Linked DNA regions of Homo sapiens: regions 2 and 3 are each linked to region 1. The links are chromatin contacts, found by Hi-C or POLR2A ChIA-PET in ENCODE. All regions are on one chromosome and are shown on one strand. The core of a region is the stretch at or near the end of the contact, and the rest is flanking DNA. Distances in the headings are between cores, read along the strand shown.

Evidence for each region. Hi-C counts contacts between places; a loop is a spot of excess contacts on that map. ChIA-PET counts read pairs that join two places held with the same protein, here RNA polymerase II (POLR2A). Pooled maps may share reads with other maps.
Region 2: a loop to region 1 is called in a map of PC-9, with 7 times the contacts of the local background. The contact joins two enhancer-like sites. A Hi-C loop is called at or near these places in 9 of 168 maps with a recorded cell type or tissue (Caco-2, Calu3, HCT116 and 6 more), 13 of 37 single-sample maps with no recorded cell type and 10 of 50 pooled maps. POLR2A ChIA-PET finds 5 or more read pairs at or near these places in 2 of 52 experiments (AG04450 and HepG2).
Region 3: a map of PC-9 shows a loop between it and region 1 (5-fold over the local background). The contact joins two enhancer-like sites. A Hi-C loop is called at or near these places in 1 of 168 maps with a recorded cell type or tissue (PC-9) and 1 of 50 pooled maps. POLR2A ChIA-PET finds 5 or more read pairs at or near these places in 1 of 52 experiments (WTC11).

What each region holds. Positions count from the first base shown.
Region 1 is chr15:58,863,348-58,867,731 of GRCh38, forward strand. It overlaps the pseudogene ZNF444P1. Among named protein-coding and RNA genes, the nearest start is that of SLTM, 68 kb to the right of the region's middle. Within about 2 kb of position 2,249, at least 10 of the 41 ENCODE cell types and tissues checked have a DNase peak (open chromatin) inside an H3K27ac peak, as active enhancers do; they include PC-9, where a contact is called at or near this core.
Region 2 is chr15:58,227,734-58,232,117 of GRCh38, forward strand. The region is part of intron 1 of LOC124903499 (a long non-coding RNA gene); the gene reads left to right. Among named protein-coding and RNA genes, the nearest start is that of AQP9, 92 kb to the left of the region's middle. Within about 2 kb of position 1,923, at least 3 of the 41 ENCODE cell types and tissues checked have a DNase peak (open chromatin) inside an H3K27ac peak, as active enhancers do.
Region 3 is chr15:58,327,966-58,332,349 of GRCh38, forward strand. No RefSeq gene overlaps it. Among named protein-coding and RNA genes, the nearest start is that of LIPC, 100 kb to the right of the region's middle. RefSeq lists enhancers at 3,909-4,384, 4,265-4,384. Within about 2 kb of position 2,351, at least 11 of the 41 ENCODE cell types and tissues checked have a DNase peak (open chromatin) inside an H3K27ac peak, as active enhancers do; they include PC-9, where a contact is called at or near this core.

The DNA of each region.
Region 1 (4,384 bases), core at 999-3,498:
ACTGCAGCAGCTTTTTTGTTGTTGTTGTTGCTTTGTTTTTTGTTTGTTTGTTTTGAGATAAGGTCTTGCTCTGTCTCCCAGGCTGGGGTACACTGGTGGGATCTTAGCTCACTGCAGCTTTGACCTCCTGGGCTCAAGTGACTTCCACCTCAGCCTCCTGAGTAGCTGGGACTACAGGCGTGCACCACCACCCCCAGCTAATTTTTGTATTTTTAGTGGAGACAGAGTTTCGTCATGTTGTCCATGTTGGTCTCCAACTCAGCCTCCCAAAGTCCTGTGATTACAGACGTGCACCACTGCACCAGGCCAATAAAGTGGTTTCGAAAAAGAAAAGTTTTTAATTTTAACAAATCAAATCCAGTAAGATATATATATATATAACCATAACCAAGTGTCAATTTTCCCTGACTTACAAGATTGGTTTAATATTTTAATATCAATGTAATTCACCATATTAACAGAATGAAGGGGAAAACCCCTGTCAATACCATCATATCATCTCAACAGATATAGAAAAAGCATTTGACAGAATTTTTTTTTTTTTTTTAGATCGAGTCTCACTCTGTTGCCCAGGCTGGAGTGCAATGCCTCAATATCCGCTCACCACAACCTCCGCCTCCTGGGTTCAAGAGATTCTCCTGCCTCAGCCTCCCAAGTAGCTGGGAGTACAGGCCAGTGCCACCACGCCTGGCTTTTTTTTTTTTTTTTTTTTTTTTTTTTGAATTTTTAGTAGAGACGGGGTTTCACTATGTTGGCCAGGCTGGTCTCAAACTCCGCCCACCTAGGCCTCTCAAAATGCTGGGATTACAGGCGTAAGCCACTGCGCCCGGCCCTTGACAGAATTTAATACCCATTTGTAATAAAAACTGAGCATTTTAGGAACAGAAGGGAATTTCCTCAGCCTCATAAAGGGTGTAAGTGACAAACTCAAGGTTGACACCACACTTAATGATGGTGAAAGCCCGAATGCTTTCTTTCTAAAATTGGGAACTGTGCAAGAATGTCTACCCTCGGCACTTCTTTTCGACACTCTATTGGAGACACCAGCCAATGCAGCAAGGCAAGGGAGAGAAAAGGCATTGAAATTGGTAAGGAGGATATAATGCTGCCTTTATTCCCAGAAGACATGATCGTATACATGGAAAACCCTAAGTCATCTAAAGTAAAGCTACTAGAATTAATAAGTAAATTCTGCAAAGTCACTGGCTAGAAGGATCAATACACAAAAATAGTATTTCTAGGTACCAGCAACGAATAATCAAAAATGTGTAAGAGGAGTTCCGGTGAGCTCTGTGCACATGTGCGCGGAGGTAAAGAGGCTTGGGAGGCCTCGCCTGAGAGAGTGAGCCAAGGACATGGAGAGACAGTGTATTACAAAAGGTGCCTTGTACCTTGTCCAAGGACACAGAGCTGGTGGGAGGCAGAGCTGGAATTTGCTCCAGAGCCTTTGTGCTGTAGGACAGGCTGCGGGAGGAGCTGCAGGACTGAGGTACAGAAGCCGCGGAAGGGGCCCAACGAGGGGCAGAGCCGGCACTTGACTCCGTGGGATCCCACGAGACAGACACCCTTTCCTCACCGCCCGAGTGAGCGCCGCCCCTCACAGAGACCTCTTTGCACCCTGGGCCACGCGGGGCAGGCGCTGCCGTCCAGGAGGCCCCATGGAGCTGACGGTGCCGCTGAAGCAGGAGGCCGAGGGCCTGGCGCTGGGCTCCTCGTGGCACCGCTTCCGCCGCTTCCACCTGGGCGAGGCGCCGGGCCCGCACGAGGCGCTGGGGCTGCTACGCGCCCTGTGCCGGGACCGGCTGCGGCCCGAGGTGCACACCAAGGAGCAGATGCTGGAGCTGCTGGTGCTGGAGCAGTTTCTGAGCGCGCTGCCAGCCGACACGCAGGCCTGGGTGTGCAGCCGTCAGCCGCTAAGCTGGGAGGAGGCGGTGGCCCTGCTGGAAGAGTTCTGGGTGAGCCTGACGGGGCTGCGACGGGGGAGGGGAGGAGGCAGGGGAGCGGGGAAGCCAGGAGGAAGCGGAGGGAAAACCGCTGCTTAGCCCCCGAAAACCAGTGTGACCCACGGTGGGGAGGCCATGGCGCAGCAAGGAGGGACAGTCCATGTGGGGCTCCATCCAACACCAGCTGCAAGTCAGTAGGGCCCCCAAGACCTTGGCATACTTGCGAGTTCTCTAGAAGGACTCACAGCCATGTTCACAGTCACGGCTTATCACAGAGAAGGACGCGCTGGAAGCAGCCAGGAAGAGGGCCCGGAAGGCTCCACGGAGACCAGTTATCAGCTGTCCTCTCCCTTCACTCCTCCCGGCACGCAGGGAGTGTTGCCAGCCAGGGACCCTCCTCAGATCTTGGTGTCCCGGGTTCTTACTGGGGACTCCTCCCCGATCTGTGTGGCTGACCTCAGCCTCCAGCCCCGGAAGCTCAAGGATACCACCTGGCCCAAACTCCACCCCAAATCCATCTTGCTGTCGGGCTGGCCTGAGGGCCCCAGGCAGTCAGACCCTCCTCATGCGCGAGACACCAAGGGCTCAGAGATGACTTCCCGAGGGCGGAGGGCAAAAGCCAGGCCTCTCTCTGGGCAGGTTTGGATTCTTCTTTTTTTATTATTTCTTTTTTTTTTCTTTTTTTTTTTTTTTGAGACAGAGTTTCGCTCTTGTTGCCCAGGCTGGAGTGCAGTGGCGCTATCTCGACTCACTGCAACCTCCGCCTCCCAGGTTCAAGTGATTCTCCTGCCTCAGCCTCCTGAGTAGCTGGGATTACAGGCGCCCGCCACCATGCCCAGCTAATTTTTTGTATTTTTAGTAGAAATGGGGTTTCACCATTGTTGGCCAGGCTGGTCTCGAACTCCTGACCTCAGGTGATCCGCCTAATCTTGGCCTGCCGAAGTGCTGGGATTACAGGTGTGAGCCACCGCGCCCGGCCCCAGGTTTGGATTCTTTCACACAGCAGGTATGGGCCGACTCACTGTCTGGGGCCCGCCCAGCCCAGCCCAGCAACTGTGTTTGTGAAGTCTTGGTGCACAGCCACACCCATTCACTTACGTCATCTGTGGCTGACTCTTGCCACCGTGACTATGACAGAGAGCCTGAGAAGCTGGAAGCATTTCCTGTCTTGCCCTGTAGGGGAAGCTTGCATCCTGGTTTAGAGTACGCTCTCCAGGGAGGATGTGTAAGGTGAACCGCAGACGCCATCTTACGTGTTCTAGTCGCCACGTTAAAAAAAGTGAAAAGAGGCCGGGCGCGGTGGCTCACGCCTGTAATCCCAGCATTTTGGGAGGCCGAGGCGGGCGGATCACAAGGTCAGGAGATCGAGACCATCCTGGCTAAACAGGTTGAAACCCCGTCTCTACTAAAAATACAAAAAAATTAGCCAGGCGTGGTGGCGGGCGCCTGTAGTCCCAGCTACTTGGGAGGCTGAGGCAGGAGAATGGTGGGAACCCGGGAGGCGGAGCTTGCAGTGAGCAGAGATCGCGCCACTGCACACCAGCCTGGGCGACAGAGCGAGACTCCGTCTCAAAAAAAAAAAAAAAAAAAAAAGTGAAAAGAAACAGGTGAATTTAGTTTTGATAATCTGCTCGTTGACCCTAATGTCTTCAAAATATTGTCCTTTCAATACCTGACACTCTCACGTGCCCGGTGGGGGCTGTGTGGGGCCTGGGTGATGAGCAGCGGGCAGCCACGCAGAGACCTCTGAGAAGAGTGGTCCAGGCCACGGGAACAGCCAGTGCAAAGGCCCTGAGGCGCCTCGAGCAGCAGAGGGGCCCGTGAGTAAGGGAGTGTTAGCAGTGAGGCTGGAGTCACCAGTGGTGGGAGGGTGAAGAGTCAGAGCAGTCGGGTGTTCATCGTAGGTGTGTACCGAGTGCCTGCTGGGTGCTGGGATGTAGCAGCAGAAAGGGGGCATCTAGGTGAGGCAAAGCGAGCAAAAGCCTTCAGTCCACAGCAGCCGGGGGTCCTTCCTTTCTTCCAGAGGGAACAGCTCCTGTCAAGGCTGCCACTTGGCTTCTGCGCCACCCAACTCAGTGGCCTTGTCCCTCTGCCTTCTTATGCAGCCTGACCAGCCCCCAAACACTCTCCCCTCTTACTGTCTGGGATACAGCTCGCCCCTCCTCTGCTCCCGCCTCCCAGCACCTCTGTGCTGACTCTGGCTTCTCTATCCTCACCCTCCTTCCGGGTCAGTGTTCCCTAAAGTGGGTTGTAACAAATCACCACAAACCCAGCAGCTTACAAATAACGCACATCTGTTATCGTTCTGGAGGTCAGAAGTCCAAAATGGGTCTCACCGCCCAAAATCAAGGTGTTTGCAGAGCCACGTTCCTTCCTGAGGCTCTAGAGGAGAATCCGTTTCCTGCCTTTTCCAGGTCCTAGAGGCTGCCTGCATTCCTCGG
Region 2 (4,384 bases), core at 673-3,172, 640 kb before region 1:
TTTGCTCCAAATTGATGCTGAATTCTAAATAAGGACGATAGTATGTGACAAATTAATATCTTTATAATTTGGCTTGTAAGATACAATTCCCAAAAGTGAGGCTCTTACCACACACAAAAATATGGAGACGGGAGGGAGGAACCCGACTTAATTTAGGTACACTGCCACCAGGTGGAGGCAGAGTGCCACGGACTGTGAAGTCCAAAACAATAGGTGGAGGATTTGTTAAAATTACAGACTGTAGCTCTGGGTTCAAACCCTACAGACTTGTAATCACAAACGTTTCCATTTTTTATGTATTAGAAACATTTACTGGAAAATAAAATTCAAGCTAGCGATATACAAACATTTAAAATAGCTCTTTAGAAGGACTTTACAAACTAAAACTATAGTTATACATCTTTCCCTTCAATCTCTTAAGGTTCTTTTTCTCACAAACACCTTCAAAGAAGGTGACTATTGATCCCTCCTAATGTTGTTTTAGTGTGAAACCCCTAAGATATCTGGAATGGGTTTGGTGAAAACTTCCAAAGCTCCATTTCAAGCTCTGACCTCTTAGTCTCTCCTTCTCTCAGCCAGTATAAGAAATAGCGGTGAAGGGAATTGGAAGGATAGTGGTGGTGAAGGCTATGGAGGGAGACCGACTGTCCCAGTTTACCCAACACTGCCCCAGTGTTAGCACTGAAAGTCCCACACCCAGGGGCACCCCTACTCCCAAGCAGACCAAAAGAAAAATATAGGCTTTCATTTCAGACTTGCTGCTCTAAGACCTTCATCTCTTCCCAATAGAAAAAAGCCAAATACTCCCCTATCTGATGAACCCCTCGAATCTCATGTATAAAAACCCTCCTTCGGTGTGAGTCTTTGCTGTGAGGTTAAGATTGTGCTTTGTATTTTAGGTGGAGGCAGGTATGATGTGTAGTAGATACACAAATGTATAGAGGCTGGTGAAGTTGCAGCGGGGAGCAGGTAGACCAGCTGTTTCAGGTAAACAGACAGGTCCTCAAGGAAGTCCCTCAGTTTATCATGCCAACCTCTTTGGACACCTTGAGGCCTCTGATGAGGCTGCTGGTGGCAGGGAAGCAGGAGAGAATCTGCTCCAGCTGACACAGGATGTGACTCTGGAACAGAGGCTGGAGGCTCCTGGAAGGGATATATTTAGCCCAGCTCTGTTAATAGCTGACCCCTTGGATTGCCTCAGGAATGTAGCAGGCAGAGTTCTTCATGGTGAAATAAGACGTACAGGCTTACAACTTGAAAAGAAAACTCTTCAAGGAATGACCTTACAAAGAATGACTCCACAGGGACCAGATGAAAATGTTAATGTTATTTTGTGCATTGCTTTCCTGAGCACTTTATATCCATTATATTCATTTCCTGTATTCTTTCATGTAATTGGTACAACCATAATTTAGCTTTTCTTCAGGGCAAGAGTTCTTTGTCAAGTTCATGTTCTCGGGCAGAGTCCTAACAAATCCTGCAGGTATACTACACCTGGTACCTGCCGACGCCTATTGAGGAGGAAAGCCACAGGATGTGGTAACATTCTCAAAAACAGAGATCTAGTTAGAATTACCTCCAAATCCTGCAAAGAATGAAACGGAGATGCTGACCATGGGAGCAATGTCCCACTGGGATGGCAGGGAGATCTCACGTGGTGCCTACCAGGGAGGGGGGTGGGGGGCGGAGTTGGGGGCGGGGGGAGCACGGGAGTTCCGAGTGCTGAAGACTGCAATGGGAACAGACAAGGAACAAGGCGACACAATGGCACAAACAATGCTAGAACAAGACATTTATTTATTGAATCTGAAGCAGGAGAACTGAAGACAGCTGAGAAATATGGTTGAGTTCCTAACTCGACAATGAATAAGCAGACTGTAATTTACAATTGCATGGGTGTTAGGCTGCCATGTGTTATGTAAATAGCTGTGGGTCCCTTTAAGAACAGAAATCCAGTGAGGACAAGGCCCTTTTGTGATACAGACTGGCTCTCCTGACTCAGACCTATCTTGTTTTGCAGGGAATAAAAGGAAGCCCACTTGGATAGAGCTGCCAGATAAACTAGAGGACACCCAGTTAAGTTTAAATGTCAGGTAAACAACAAACAAAATATATTTTTAATATAAGTGGGTCCCAAATATTGCATAGGACCTACTTATACTAAACATGTTATGTGTTGTTTATCTGAAATTCAAATTTAACTGGGCATCCTATTTGCCAAATCTGTAACCCTACACCTGGGATCAAAAAGGAAAAGATAATGAGAGGGGAAGGGAAGCATTGCCATTAAGGCAAAGGAACAGGCACTTGGAGCAACATCAGAAATGCCCAAGAATAGAGGAGAAGCTCAAACAGTCAGAGAGCGTAGGGGCATGGAGAAGAAATGCTGGCCTCAGTAGCAAAAGCTCCCAAGAACCCCTCCAAATAGCTTCAAAGTTTTTCAGCTCACCTTGTTCCTGTTTGAGTGAATGGCCAGGTATTGAAAATTATTTTATTGGCCTTGTTGGGGCATATAACATTCTTTTTTAAATAGTAGAAGGCTGGACTTTCAAACTTAACTGGGCATTCCTGGCAAAATTCGTCTGATTAAAGACCCACTCAAATGAAGTCAAAGTGGGCTGGCTGGTGGGCTGGGAGAGGGTAGAGAGGTGGAGTTATAAATCCAGAAGGATGAAGAGAACAGGAGGGGATGTAGAAAGCAGACCCTGATGGAATTCTGGAAGTGGGAGAGCAGATAGGTGGAAAGGAGACCACCACTCTCCAAGGAGAGCCTACCGAGCTGGCAGGGACTTGAGCTCAGAGGGGCCAGGCACCCAGATGAAAGGAGAGTGGCATTTATCTTGAGGTCCTTGTGCTAAAGAGTAGAAACCAGCAGCCCCCACTCCCTTCACCAGTGGCCGACTGTGAGTCCCTTGGTGAGGAGACTAGAGAGTTGTTCTCTGCAGAAACTGGAAGGTAGAGAGGCTTCAGTCTTGGGAACTCCAGGTATAGCAGAGCACAGAAGCAAGTCAGGTGGGCTGAAAACATTAGGAGCGATGGGATTGAACACGGGCAACTTCCTCTGCCCTGAACACACACTGAAGGCTCCAGCCCAGCCCCAGGCAGGGGAGAGGAAGGTTCCTCCCCAGAGAAAGGGAATGGCTGCAGAGAAGGAGCTGGAACTCCAGCTATAGCAGAGCACAGAAGCAAATCGGATGAGCTGAAAGAGTAGGAGCGATGGGATGGAACACAGGCAACTTCCTCTGCCCTGAATACACACTGAGGGCTCCAGCTCCGCCCCAGGCAGGGGAGAGGAAGGTTCCTCCCCAGAGAAAGAAAATGCCCACAGAGAAGGGGCTTCCACATATCGCCCTCACCCCAATACACAAAAATAACTCACAGAGCTTCCAATCAGTTTATTTCTGCCACAATCTTAAATATAAACAAACAACCAAGGATCATCAGCCATTGGAGGGAACTTCCCACCCTCCTCTAGAAGCCCCCCAACCAAAGGACCAAAAGAAGAAAAAAAAGTAAATGAATAGATGAAAGTGTCAGATACAGAGGGTGGACTTTAAAACTTCTACTTAATAACCCCAAACATATGAGACTATATTAGATATTCTTTCTCCCCAAAAAAGAACAGAATATGATTAAAATGAAACAATTAGAGAACAAAGTAATCTTGGCAGCTTTAAGCATGATACCAAAATAAAAATTCAATAGAGGACTTAGAATATAAAGAAGATAGTATCTCTTGCAAAATGGAACAAAAACACGAAGATATGGAAAATCTAACAGAAAATATAAAAGACATAGAGAATTCAGGAAGACCAATTTTCACATAATAGATATTTCAGAAAATGGAGTTGAGAAAACAGAGGGAATGAAAGTATCAAAAATTGATATTGAAAAATTAACAGAACTGAATAATAATAGCTAACGTTTATTGAGTGTTCACCGTGTGTTTTAGAAGTATTAACTAACTTAATCTTCCTGATAATCCTGTGAGGTAGCTCCTATTATAGATAAGGAAACTGAAGTACATTTCATCACCAGAAATACCTTTATTATTTTGTCTCCATGCCCCTCAGTGAAGGAAGCAATGCCATAAGACAATAATGAGGTTGAGTAACTTGTCCAGTGCCTTCCAGCCAGCAGGGCCAGGACCAGGATTCAAAACCAGAGTCCAGCTCAGGAGCTCAAGCTCTGGGACTCACTGTGTCTTAGTCTGGATTTCCTACAAACCAAACCCAAAGACTAAATTTTTCTTGCTAACTCTTCACTGGGGAACGCAATCCCCAAAAAGCAAGAATGATGGAAAGGAGGGAACAAGGCAGGGAAGGAGGGGGAACAAATATAAGAGAGGGTGCTCCCAAGCTGGCCATGGATTTGTAATGAGTAA
Region 3 (4,384 bases), core at 1,101-3,600, 540 kb before region 1:
ATACGATGAGAAATAAGGGTCTAGTTTGATTCATCTGCATATGTATAAGTAGTTTTCCCAGCACCACTTATTGAAGAGGCTATGCTTTCCTCAATATATGTTCTTGACACCTTTTTCAAAAATTGGTTGACTGTAAATATGTGGATTTATTTCTGAATTATCTATTCTGTTCCATTGGTCTATAGTCTGCTTTCATACCAGTACCATTCTGTTTTGGTTATTATAGCTTTGTAGTATAGTTTGAGGTCAAGTAATGTGATGTCTCCAATTTTGTTCTTTTTGCTCAAGATTGCTTTAGATATTTAGGGTCTTTTGTGGTTTCATTCAAATTTTATGATTACTTTTTCTATTATTTGAAGAATGCCACTGGTATTTTGATAATGACCACATTAAATCTGTAGATCGGATTTGGGAAGTGTGGTCATTTTCACAATATTCTTCCAATTATAAATATTGGACATCTTTCCATTTTTCTATGTCCTTTCCATTCTTTCATCAGTGTTTTATAATTTCCATTGTAGAGATCTTTCATTTGTTAAATGTATTTCTAGATATTTTATTTATTTATTTGTAACTATTTCAAATGGGATTGCTTTTTAGCTAGTTTATTACAGGTGTATAGAGATGCTGGTTTTTTTTGTATAATGATTTTTTTATCTGCAACTTTACTGAATTTACTTATCAGTTCTAAGAGTCTTTTGGTGGAGTACTTAGGTTTTTCTATATAGGAGATCCTGTCATCTAAGGATCTGAATACACATTTATCAAAAGAAGACATAGAAATAATTAAAAAGTATATGACAAAATGCTTAGTATCACGAATTATCAGAGAAATACAAATCAAAACCACAATGAGATATCATCTCACCCCAGTTAGAATGGCTACTATGAAAAAGACAAAAAATAACAAATGTCAGTGAGATTGCAGAGAAAAGGGAAGTCTTGTACACTATTGGTGAGAATGTAAATTAGTACAACAATTATGGAAAACAGTACAAAAGTGCCTCAAAAAACTAAAAAATAGAAATACTGTATGATTCAGCAATCCTACTACTGGATTTTTACCCAAAGGAAAGAAAATCTGTATATCAAAGAGATATCTGCACCTTCTTGTTTATTTGCAGCACTATTCACAGTGGCCAATATATGGAATCAACTGTGTTCATCAACAGATAAATAGGTAAGTAAAACGTGAGATACACACACACACACACACACACACACACACACACACACACACACACACACACAATGGGATATTATTCAGCCATAAAGAAGGATGAAATCTCGTCATTCACAGGAACATGGATGAGCTGGGAGGACATTATGTTAGGGAAAAAATGTCAGGCACAGAAGGATAAATATTATGTGTTCTCACTCATACGTGGGAGCTAAAAACATTGAGCTCATAGAAGTAGAAAGTAGAACTGTGGTTCTCTGAGGGTAGGAAGAGTAGGAGGAAGGGGAAAATAGGGAAAGTTTGGTTAATGGACACAAAATTACAGATAGTTAGAAGGGTAAGTTCTGGTGTTCTACAGCACTGTAGGGTGACTGTAGTTAATAAAAATCTATGGTGTATTTTCAGATAGCTAGAAGAAAGAATTTTGAATGTTCCTAACACAAAAAAATGATAATCTTTGAGGTGATGGATATGCTAATTACTCTGATTTGATCAGTATACATTGTATATATGTACAAAATACTCCTGTGTCCCCAATAAATATGTACAATTATTACATGTCAATTTTATGTGTTTAATTAACTAATTAATTAATTAGCTTTAAAAATGAGGAAATGGAAGCTTTGAGAGGGTAAGCAACTTGCCCCAGATCACGCAAGTCGGGAAGGGGCAGGACCTGAAGTCTACCTTCAACCACTATCCTCCTTTTGCCAAAATAAAAAAAAAGACCGGAGAGGCCCCAGGGAACTGTAGCCTGAGCCTGGCCCTGAATGCCCATCCTGGCTCCTGGCCTACAGCTGCCTTCTCAGGCAAGTTCCCCTCTCTGACTGTGACCCAGTTTCTTAATCTGCAAAATGGAGAAAATGTGACGTCCCCTTCCTCGTGCACAAGGTTGGGATGAGGACCAGATGAATCACAGACATAGACATCTGTCAATTGTAAAATATTGTTTGATGGGCCTATAGTCTATGCACTTGTGTCTGAATGAGGAGAAGATACTCCCTGTGGTTGGCCCACGATGATATCAAAGGCAAAGGTCACAATCTTCCAATCAATCTAGCCCAACAACCCAGTTAATCAATTCTACCTCAGACGTACTTCCTTGTGTTTACCTTTCTCTGGGAACATCAGCCCAGCCTAGTTCCCAACCCCTGCCAGACCTGTTCTCCCCCAGCTGAGGCCACCAGATCTGTGCCTGCAGGCCAACCCCCTCCCTGCTGGGCTGGCCCTAACCGAATGCCCAGTGTGGGAAATTGAATCCTTATCCTGTTCCACCACTTTAGAACTAGAAACTGCCTTGTTCTTGGCAGAACTCCGCCTCATTGCCGGGACTGGGGTCTGGCCAGAGGCAGAAGCCTGAAATCTGATGCTGCTCCCCAGCTTTGGACTTCTGAGAATCATCCAGCCCCGAGAATTTCTGGCCACCGAACCCTGTCCACTGTCCTATCTGCAGCCTGAGGCTGACTACCTGCTTAGACAGTCCGCTTTTCTTAAAAGCACAAACCTACCTGCTCCTGTGTGCTGCTCCCCAGGCTACTCATCATCCAGCAGCCTTAGCTGGGCTCCCCCACCCCCTGTGTAACACCTGGACATCCACCAGTGCCTGCCCCCTCCAAAGCCTTTTTTTTTTTTTCTACATCCTTCTTTCATATGTACACATTTCCCAAGATTTCACACTGATGTAAATTCTCTTTTCCGGATATTCTGTCCTTTGGCAATCTCACCCACTTCTGGGGTTTCAAGTAGCAGCCTAGGAGGAAGAGGCCCATGAATATAAGGGTCATTTTCAAGTTAAAATCACCAGAGCCCAAGACTAATGGGCAGGAGAGGGAGGAGACAAGGTGGGAGTTGAGAAAAAAGCTGAGCCCCGAGGAAGCTGGCCCCTCCCCACAGCTGCTAAGAGAAAGACCCAGGCTCAGTCATCTCTGAATCCTCCCAGCCTTGGCTGCACTGCCACGTATAGATGGGTACAGAGTCTTTGCTGGATGAATGAGTGAATAAATGAATGGCTGCATAAACAAGTTGCTACTTACCTCTCTGGATCCTAGTGCATTTACTGAAGCTGTCCTCCCTCCTGAAGTGGGGCATACACGAGGCCAGGAGAAGGGGTTAAAGCCAACCAAGTCCAGGGAGAAACCCCTAGATTTCCTGCAGGATTTGCACAGGAACGTGTTGCAAGGTGTCTCCTCCGAGAATTCACTGAGTCCCTTCAGGAGACCCACAGAGCATAGAATGGGCCCCCAGACTTTGGAGCAGCACCCGGCTCCTACTGTCTCCCTAGGAGACCGTGGGTCCCACCAGCTTTTATTTTCTATTCAGCAACACTATTGCCTATGTTTATGGATAGGACTGTGTTGAGCAAGAGTTGACCTTTATTATCTTAATTCAATCTTCCCAAAGACCTTCTGAGATAGGTACTTTTATTTTCTTCATTTTACAGATAAGGAAATTGAGGTTTAACTATGATCCCATAGCTAATAAAAGTGACAGAACCGGGTTTTTTTCTTTTTACTGAAATGGTATTATTTCATCAGAATTTGCCCACATGCTCAACACTGCTGGAATGTGTTATTTTGAAATCTGACAATGAACTACAGAATGGTAAAAGCGGAAGAGCCTTTGAGACAAATTAGTCTAGCCCAGAGTAGGGAAGAAAAAGAGAGGGAGGCTCAGCCTGCAGGCTGCAAACCCTCCCCTCCCTGTTTGTCCTGCTCCTAAAATAAAACAGAACAAAAGACAGGAAAGTCACTAGATTAGAGAATTCAGCATCTCCCTCCTAATTCCCTGTGATGTGATAATTCTAAGACCCACTTCCTGGAGCAAGAAGAAGCTAAGATCCCTCAGCCTGGCTGATGTGGTTTTGAAAGTGGAAGAGGGCAGGAAGTGTTGTGGTCACTCCCACCCAGCTGTGGGCCTCTTCCCAGAGCCCTCCTCACCAGATGCTGCAAACTCAGACTGCAAATCCAGAAGCCTGCAGCCTTCCGGGGATTGGCTCCCTGCGAAGATAACCCTGTCCTTCAACAAACCCTCGCTTCCTATTTGCATTCCTAATTGGCATCTTCTATTGCTTTTCCTGGTGACTTCATTTTTCACTCTTGGCTAAAAATGGGTCTCTGATGATTTATTCTATCCTGGGTGTTGACAAGCTGAAGAAGTTGTGTGGGGCCTGCTGCCAGTAACCCTGGGTGACGAAGCGTGACTCAC